2 separate regions of the Homo sapiens genome follow, and region 2 is linked to region 1. Evidence: read pairs that join two places in POLR2A ChIA-PET (ENCODE). Cell type or tissue: K562. All regions are shown on one strand. Links, peaks and the distances in the headings refer to the core of each region. The heading gives the core; the rest is flanking DNA. Region 1 overlaps SGO1 (shugoshin 1). Region 2 holds the start of ZNF385D-AS1 (ZNF385D antisense RNA 1).

Region 1 (4,399 bases), core at 400-4,399:
TTAAATCCAGAGCGCTTACACGAGTACTGTACAGATTGAGACCGTCATCTCGCGCTGTGGTCTGTCTTTGCTTTCATCCCTTCTGTCTACCACACCCCCTGCTAATAACCATCGCCTTATTTAGACAGGATATAAAACTTTTGATATGGCAAGTTTCTTTTGTGATTTTTAACTTGATTAAAAGTAATAACGAAAGCTTTTTAGGTAAGGCTTTGCCTTTAAAATACCTTAACTAAACTAGATCCGTTACTTAATCTGTATGACTCTCAAACATCTCCAATTCTAACTTAATTGTGTAAAACAACCCCTTTACCGTTCGTGCTTTTAAAAATAGCTACCCTATCTCTGCTAGGAACCTCCCAGTACATATTGTATATACCTTGGTAGAAAGAAAGTTCTTAAGTGGTATCTACAATACCTATATTTAAGATTCCAGACACTGCATAGAGGAAAATAAGGCCTGGAGGAAATACTCAAGATTAAGTGTAAGGTTTAGGAAAATATTTGACTATCGTAGAGGAGATGAAGATATCCTTTGTAGTGAAAATTCTGTGCATAGATTGTTATTGGAAACAAGTCTTTTTTTTTTGCAATTTTAAGATCTGCAAAGTGCAATCTAGCGTAAAAGATGTTTGTGAAAAGTGGTTTGACATGTTTAGTAGCATGCTAAAGCCTACCTGATTTGCAACGTTGAAAGATTAAGTATAGTTATGTATTTAATACTCAACGTTTAACTGTATGTACAACAATATTTAATGTCTGATTTGTTATGTTCATAATTTACTGGGAGTTAACAGCCCTAACTTTTAGCCACAGTTTGAGAATACTAGAGTGTTCCTCTGCCCAAGTTCCTGCTCTAGCTCTGTACTTGTTACAATAGCCTATTAAAATTGTATGTAGTGCTACATAGTTTAAACCTCTAAGGAGTACCTTGACTTTCTTGAGACTGTGTGCATATCATAAGTGATAATTGCGTTTAAAGAGTATGGAAAAATAGTTGAATGACCTAATCTGATGAATTAATCATTAGAGAAGAGCTGGAAAACAAAACCCAAATATATAATTGCCTCAGAACTAATGCTGTAAGCTTAAGCAGTAAAAGTTGGTCCTAAACATTTTCTATAAAAAGTGTAAATAATGCATCAAAATATAATAATAAGCATTTTCAATAGTGTCTGGCATATACCCCACAGTGAGTATTTGTTAAAGAATGAATAAGTGGCATATTGTGGAATCTTTGGGTTGGAAATCTATATTCAATAAACCTTTTCTATAAAGTGCCTGAGGAGGAAGAGAGAATATCAGAAATATGAATGAGATTTTAAAAGGGGAAAATTTATATTATCAAGTTGGTTAACTATCTACTTTGAGCTAATTCTACAGTTTAGTCTATTTAATGCATTCTTTATGAACAGCCTATGTTTTTTAAGTTTTATATTTGATAATATTCTCTCTGAGAAAAAATATTTTTTATTGTTTAGGCAAAAGATGGCCAAGGAAAGATGCCTGAAAAAGTCCTTTCAAGATAGTCTTGAAGACATAAAGAAGCGAATGAAAGAGAAAAGGAATAAAAACTTGGCAGAGATTGGCAAACGCAGGTCTTTTATAGCTGCACCATGCCAAATAATCAGTAAGAGATTTTTATGTTGTCCTTTTATATCACTTTTAAGTTTAGATTTAATAACTGATAAATTTTTTTATCCTCTTTTAGCCAACACTTCTACACTGCTGAAAAATTACCAAGACAACAACAAAATGTTAGTTTTAGCTTTGGAAAATGAAAAATCCAAAGTGAAAGAAGCCCAAGATATCATCCTACAGCTGAGAAAAGAATGTTACTATCTCACATGTCAGCTATATGCATTGAAAGGAAAACTTACATCACAACAAACAGTAGAACCTGCTCAGGTATTTTCATTACTAAGGCCGAATTTCTTAGTTTAGTTAAGCCATGAATAAGTAGTTTAGATCAATTATGTTATTTAAATGAATTACTGATAGCTCAGTTATGCATGAATTGTTTAAAACATCCTTCTTTAGTGCTCCAGCATAGCTATTGCATTTGGCCATTTAAGAAAGCTTCAAGCATATAGGTGATTGAGGCCTGTTCCTGCCTGTTTCATTCTTAAAGCAGGTAGCAAAACAGGATCCAGAAGAAATAGTTTAGCCTTTTGCATTGCTGGTCCATTTGAATGTTCAACTAAGTGAGTCAAAGATAGTGCAACTAAGCTAAAGATGTAAAAGTGGTAGTTGAAGTGGACTTATCCAAAAGTTTTAATCAATGCTATCTTAGCTTTTACCTAGCCTTTTGTTTTGCTATGTCATTTTGCTTTATCCAGTGGGGTTTTATAAGAACTACCTTTATTTAGGACATAGGGAGTATTTAAGTGCTTTTTGGAGAACCATTTTTACCTACTTGTTGGCTAAGTAGAGAAGACTATTAACTCCCAGACAAGTAAGATCATAAACATTTGCTGCTCAAATATTTTTTTTTTTTTGAGACGGCGTCTCCCTCAGTCGCCCAGGCTAGAGTGCAGTGGCGCGATCTCGGCTCACTGCAAGCTCGGCCTCCTGGGTTCACGCCATTCTCCTGCCTCAGCCTCTGGAGTAGCTGGGACTACAGGCACCCGCCACCACGCCTGGCTAATTTTTTGTATTTTTAGTAGAGACGGGGTTTCACCGTGTTAGCCAGGATGGTCTCGATCTCCTGACCTCGTGATCCGCCCATGTCGACCTCCCAAAGTGCTGGGATTACAGGTGTGAGCCACCGCGCCCGGCCTCAAATTTTTAATCTGATTCTCTTTGTGTCTAAGATTGTAAAGAAGGTGTTCAAATATGGTCCTGCTAGCCAAAATATAACAGATATGGAGAAAGTTTGCTTTAGGATATTCTTTGTGTCTGGCTATACCATTGTGTATCACTGTACACAGTAATGTGTATCATTACTTACGAAAAAAGTAATGATGAGCTAGTTTATTTTTCCCTTTTTCCAGTAGCCACTGCCAAGGAAATGGGGCAGAGAAAAAAAAAGCAGTGGTGTCAGGTGTACAGCAAGTTGAATTTCTTCCCAGTGGCCATTGCTTCGCTATGCCAGTGAAAACAGTTGAGTTGGCACTTAGGCCGGAAGGTCAGATAAGAAAGCGAGAACATTGTGATTAGGGGAGGGATATGGGGGGTGGGAGGAGGTGGGCAGGTACTTGAGAATGAAATTAACATCACTTCTCCATTGACAGGAGAAGTCAGTGAAAGAGTTCTTGCTTCCCTTTTGATTCCTTATTTTTTTTTCTCCATGTGATTAAGATACATGTAATATATACATATATACACACATAGACAATAAGTACATATATGGTATATTTGAGAACTGCCTCTATAAAGATTAGATATGTTTTCTTCACGGGAACTTTATGTTTTTTTTTCTTTTTTTTTTCTTGAGACAGAGTCTTGCTCTGTCACCCAGGGTGGAGTACAGTGGTGCAATCTCAGCTCACTGGAGCCCCTGCCTCCTGGGTTCAAGTGATTCTCGTGCCTCAGCCTCCCGAGTAGCTGGGATTACAGGCATGCGCCACCACACCTGGCTAATTTTTATATTTTTAGTAGAGACAGGGTTTCGCCATGTTGTTCAGGTGTCTCGAACTCCTGGCCTCAAGTGACCCACCCACCTCAGCCTCCCCAAGTGCTGGGATTACAGGCATGAGCCACTGTGCCAGGCGTGGTAGATTACTTTTTCTTTTTCTTTTCCAGAATGTAATCTTTTCTAATTTTGTATTTTCCTTGTTCAGTCAACTAGTAGGGGGAAACAGTTCCTCTAAAGGCATTTGAATCTTCCTCCTCCCTTTACAAAGTTTTTGCTGAAAAACAGAAATAGTAGGAAGCAAATACTCAATGAGATAATTACAAAAGCAGTTGGGAAAAAATTCTATTACTGCAGCTCAATAGTTTTTGAGTATTTATTAAAAACATTGTTAGTTGCTACGCAAATATATTCTTAGCATTTAGAAGGTCATTGTTTCTATTTTCTGCTATGTACTAATTGCTTGTGTCACTCATTCTCAACCTCATTGTACACCCGTGCTTCAGTGCTTATCAAATCAATTTAGCAGTGGTGGAGAAGCTTAAAATGTAAGAATTTTACAAGAATGTTTTCTTGCCTAGCCCTAGCAATAGTTAACGTTTAGGTAATTTTTAACAGCCTTTTGTTCCCTAATTTTATAGTAGATTTTTCAATGACTTGTTTTTAAGTTATATTAGTATATAGTTAAATGTTCTTTTTTATTTACCTGCATTAATATTAGTTTCAGAACATTAGCTATATTCATGTCAAATTTAAAGTTTCATCTTTGGCCAGGGTAGGTTGGGGGTGGACAGAGTCTCGCTCTTACCCAGCCTGGGGTGCAGT
Region 2 (4,399 bases), core at 329-4,328, 1.4 Mb before region 1:
GGCTTATTTTTGTATTTTTACTAGAGAGGGGTTTCACCATGTTGGCCAGGCTGGTCTCAAACTCCTGACCTCACGTGATCCGCTCGCCTTGGCCTCCCAAAGTGCTGGAATTACAGGCATCAGCCACCGCGCCCGGCCAACAGTGAGAGGTTTTGAGTCCCCCTTTCACTCACCTCTTCAAGAGCCCCAACGTTGCACGCCAAGAATGTTGCAGGACTTTTCCTTCCTTCATCTGAAGACTGGGTTCTTGTCCGTCCCAAGGCCAGGAAAATTTAGGTTTGGAGAAGGTTTAAAGGGTGAATAAAGCAGGGTTTTATCGAGTGAAAGTCGGCGGGAAGAAAAAAAGGGAAACAAGTTTCCTCCGCAAGGTCAGAGTTCCCCGATCGAGGCTTCCTGTCGGCCCTTGAAATCGCAGGTTCCACACAGGAAGAGGAGGGGCCAGGCTCCTCCCTATTGAACTTCCTGAGGCTACACCTCAGTGGGCAGGCTGATTAGAGTTTGTCCAGGGTACCCCCCTCACCTGGCTGTTTCAGTGGCACACACCTGTAATCCCAGTGCTTGAGGAGGTGGAAGTAAGAGGATCACTGGCAGGCCAAGGGATTGAGAGCAGCCTGGGCAACACAGCAAGACTATCTCTCCAAAAATCTTAAAAAATTAGCCGGGCATGGTGGTGCGCACCTGTAGTCCTAGCTACTTGAGAAGCAGAGGTTTGAGGATTGCTTGAGCCCAGCGGTTCGAGGTTGCAATGGGTACTGATCACACCACCGCTCTCCAGCCTGGGCAGCAGGCTGACACCTCATCATCTCTGGGAAAAAAAAAAAAAGAAAGAGAAGAAAAACCCAGGAATCTCTAAGATGGTTTAAGTTTCATAATTTCTGCATTTTGATAAAAATGAAGTTTAGGCTTCCTTTTCCACAGTGACTACTCTCTCCACAATGCAGGATTCATATCCTAAGTAACTGATTCTCTGAAACCTAAACATGAAAATTCACATATTTTTAAAGGGAAGTAAATAAGTGCAATTAGACTTGAGCATGACCTAGAAACTTGTTCTTATGATTCTGAAAGCTTGTTTTGTAGAAGCCTCCGAGTTTTAGTTTATTTGAAAAAAAATTACTATTGTCAAACATCCCCAAATTTTAGCTTTATGATTGTGAATATTTCAGAGTGCACCAGCGCTGATGAAATCTTTATTAGCTATGGAATAAAATCCTTGATGAAAACCAGTTGCCCACAAATTGCTGGATATACATATCTATTAAAATTTTAATCAGTTTTTTTGTATCTCTTTTTACAACTGTATACACTTCTTAAAGTATTAGTAGGCACTAACAAAACTTATAGAAACCAAAAGTAGAAACTAGATTAGTGGTCACCAATAATTGAAAATCTCAAAGATAAAATTTGCTCATTCCATTTCATTAATCCTAGTTCCTGTTTATCAAGACTCTTGCTTTTTTTGTTATATTTTGTTATAATTTATTTCAGCATATCATAAATAATCAGTTTCATCCTAGTCCTGAAAACTAGGACAGTAGGAGGGTTTGTTCCTGGTCAGATGAGCAAAGAAATTTAAGAAAAGGTAACTCATATTAATGTCTATTCCTGTGTAATTTGGGGTTTTGTGGCCATTCGTATCCTTCCCTTCCTAACAGTTGCTATTTGTTGTTGTCTAATTTTTACTGAGCCCTATCCTCTGTATTAACTAGAGTAATTGTGATGAAATAATTTACCTTTCTCAAGTGTCTCCATGGCCAAAAATGTCTATGTAGAAAAAATGAACTTTATTTTTAGAGCAGTTTGAGGCTCACAGTAGTATTAAGCAGAAGGTACAGAGATTTCCCATTTACCTTCTGCCCCCAAATCTGTGTAGCACCCATTCATTTTTAACCTTCTTCACACTAAAGTTTCTTATGGTGATTGGTTTAAGAGTGGTGATTTGGTTTTATTCTCTAATTAAGGGGAATGAAATTGTACCAGGCATGCATAAATTACACACTGCATTTGGATTACGTTGCTAGAATTTCTTAGATGACTTATCAGAATTTGAAAAGATGAATGTATTCTTTCATATTCTACAGATCTTTGCACAATCCAGGTACTACTATATTAGAACACTGTACTTACACCCAACACTGGCCCAGATTCACCTTTTATGAAGCCTACCAAACCTCATTTTAAATGCAAAATACTGCCTCTGGGATCTGTTGTCTCAGTCCAAATCTGTGTTTTGATATAAATTGAATCTGATAGTGGTAAAGATTGCAGTCGTTTGGGGAAGTCTTACCTCGTGAGGAGGGAGTTGAAGAGAAACGGAGGCAAGATATGCCATGAAAGTTTAATTCTCTGTGTACATGTGATTTTCAGTGGTACTTCGAGAAGTAGATCTTTTCATAATCACATAAGTAACATTCAGGGTATGTGGTTACTCTTTATTGGGCATAAATGAGCTTTTAAATTTCTTGTTTACGAAATCTGTGGAGATTGACGTATGGCAAATTATTCTTATCAGGTTTATCGGGACATCAGGTTCATCTTCACAACTTTTAACCTTCTCTTAGATTCCTTTATAAATAAGTTTTCAGAAGGTAGTCTCTGAACAGGTTTTATCCATTTCCCAAGCAGAGCTTATTTTCTCTGCATCAGCGAACTTGTCATGATAATCAACTTTTTTCGTCCCAACCATCAATCACTCTTGATTACAGCTGGGTAGAAGTTCTGTTCCGTTGATCAGCTCATCAGTGCACATAATATTACACCTGGAGGCCAGTACAAATCATCCCCCGAGGGGAAAAGCATTTTCCTTCAAGGCTTTTGTCGATGGTTTTATCATTTACATTTAGGTCTCATTGAGTTGTCATGTCTATCTTTGACTCTATCTTCTCTCTCATATAAAATATTCTACCAAAATAGCTCTCAAAATTTGCTTGATTGTTTGTGCTATATTGTTATTATTCTGCTTTTGCCTATTTAATTCAAAAAAAGGAGCTTATAATCTATTGTATTTTTATTATCATAGTAAGCTTTCTCCAGCTTCTAACTAAATGCATATGAATTATACTTCGATGAATATTCAGTAATTCTGTAAAAAGCAGTGTAGCCTATGTATTACTAGAACGTTTGCAAGTCTAATTTTGTTTATTTTTAATGGTCTCTTAAGTTAGGTTTTTGTTTTATGTTTTGGCTTGGGCTAGGGAATATGTATCTTTAATTTTCATCTTATTTTAAGTAAAACTAACTAGCTATCTTCATGGTTTAAAAAGACATAGAGAAGTAAATATTTTAAAATCAATTGCTCAAAATCAGCATTACTCTTATGCTGTGTTTGTAGTAAAAATATTTCTTATTTCTCCAAGCCAACCCATATTTCTTAAGACCGTAGCATTATCAGAAAAGTTACTATAACAATGATAAAACATTATCATGGTAGAACATTTATTGGTTTCATAAAATATTTAAAATAAATATATGATTTTTAAAAACATTTAATATATTCTTTGTGTATTCCATAAAGAAACTATTTTTCTCTTTCTTGTATTTTGTTGTATTTTTATCACTTTATAAAATCTGAAACAATAATTTAGAGAATCATTTTAACATTTAGAGTACAAAGCATAAAGAAAACAAACTAACATATGAAATTACTGAATAATGTGGATTTAATTAGAAGTCATGTCCTTCTATTAAAAGGCCTAATTACAAAAATTAAAATTTCTTTTATGGTTGAACTGCCTATGACAGTGATATATATCTATTTTTGATTGAAATAGGCCAACAGAGAGTTCTGTGTTTTTATTTGATACCAGCATTTAGATATTATTGGTTCTTAATTTAATCCGTGAAACAAAACCAGGGCAAAATGGCATCAATTAATGAGAAAGTGATCTATGTAGAAATGTAGAAGCCACACAGCACTGAATAGGCATTCAGTGTTTTGAAAAGCTGAACTAAACATTCAGACTGGCTCACTGATGTCTCTGTGGTCTTGAATCTTCCTGGGATAGGAGTTGATCAGGTTTGTCAAGGGTTGCATTATTATTATGCAGGTTTAAAAATTAACTTGAATATTTTGCTGCACCCACTCCCTTTGTTCCGTATTAGCTGAAAACTAGTTCATCTCTTCTCAGACCAGAGAGACTAGTCAAATGGTTTACCACAAGGAACTTGTCATTTTAGCCCACAGTATGGTTTTTTATACATGAAACAGAACTTTTAAACTTTAGCCACAGTGTATGAGCTAATGCTTGACTTTGAATCACCCCAACATAAGTGGCAATATTTGTATATTTATAAAACACTCAGATTGGCTGAAAAATGTATTTATGTACTTATTGTAGACAGTGTAATATGAAATGATAAATCTTTAGTTTACATAAATAACTTAAAGAAGAGTTTCCCT

What was found. Peaks named below come from ENCODE experiments on the same cell type or tissue, not always from the same donor. Only the 100,000 strongest peaks of a DNase experiment are listed, where the experiment ranks them.
Region 2: POLR2A ChIA-PET joins it to region 1 with 5 read pairs; 1 of 35 experiments calls an interaction of 5 or more read pairs at or near these places.

The regions. Positions count from the first base shown.
Region 1 is chr3:20,181,117-20,185,515 of GRCh38, reverse strand. It overlaps SGO1 (shugoshin 1), which reads left to right. Exons shown (of 8, transcript NM_001199251.3): 2 at 1,482-1,630; 3 at 1,712-1,908. The coding sequence starts at 1,489. All of the region lies in intron 3 of SGO1-AS1 (SGO1 antisense RNA 1), which reads right to left. Among named protein-coding and RNA genes, the nearest start is that of SGO1, 2.9 kb to the left of the region's middle. In K562, for the core only: no CTCF peak of the experiment used is centred there; no DNase peak of the experiment used is centred there; H3K4me3 peaks cover 644 bases.
Region 2 is chr3:21,538,770-21,543,168 of GRCh38, reverse strand. The region is part of intron 3 of ZNF385D (zinc finger protein 385D); the gene reads left to right. It overlaps ZNF385D-AS1 (ZNF385D antisense RNA 1), which reads right to left and starts at 380. Exons shown (of 3, transcript NR_046731.1): 1 at 174-380. In K562, for the core only: no CTCF peak of the experiment used is centred there; no DNase peak of the experiment used is centred there; H3K4me3 peaks cover 330 bases.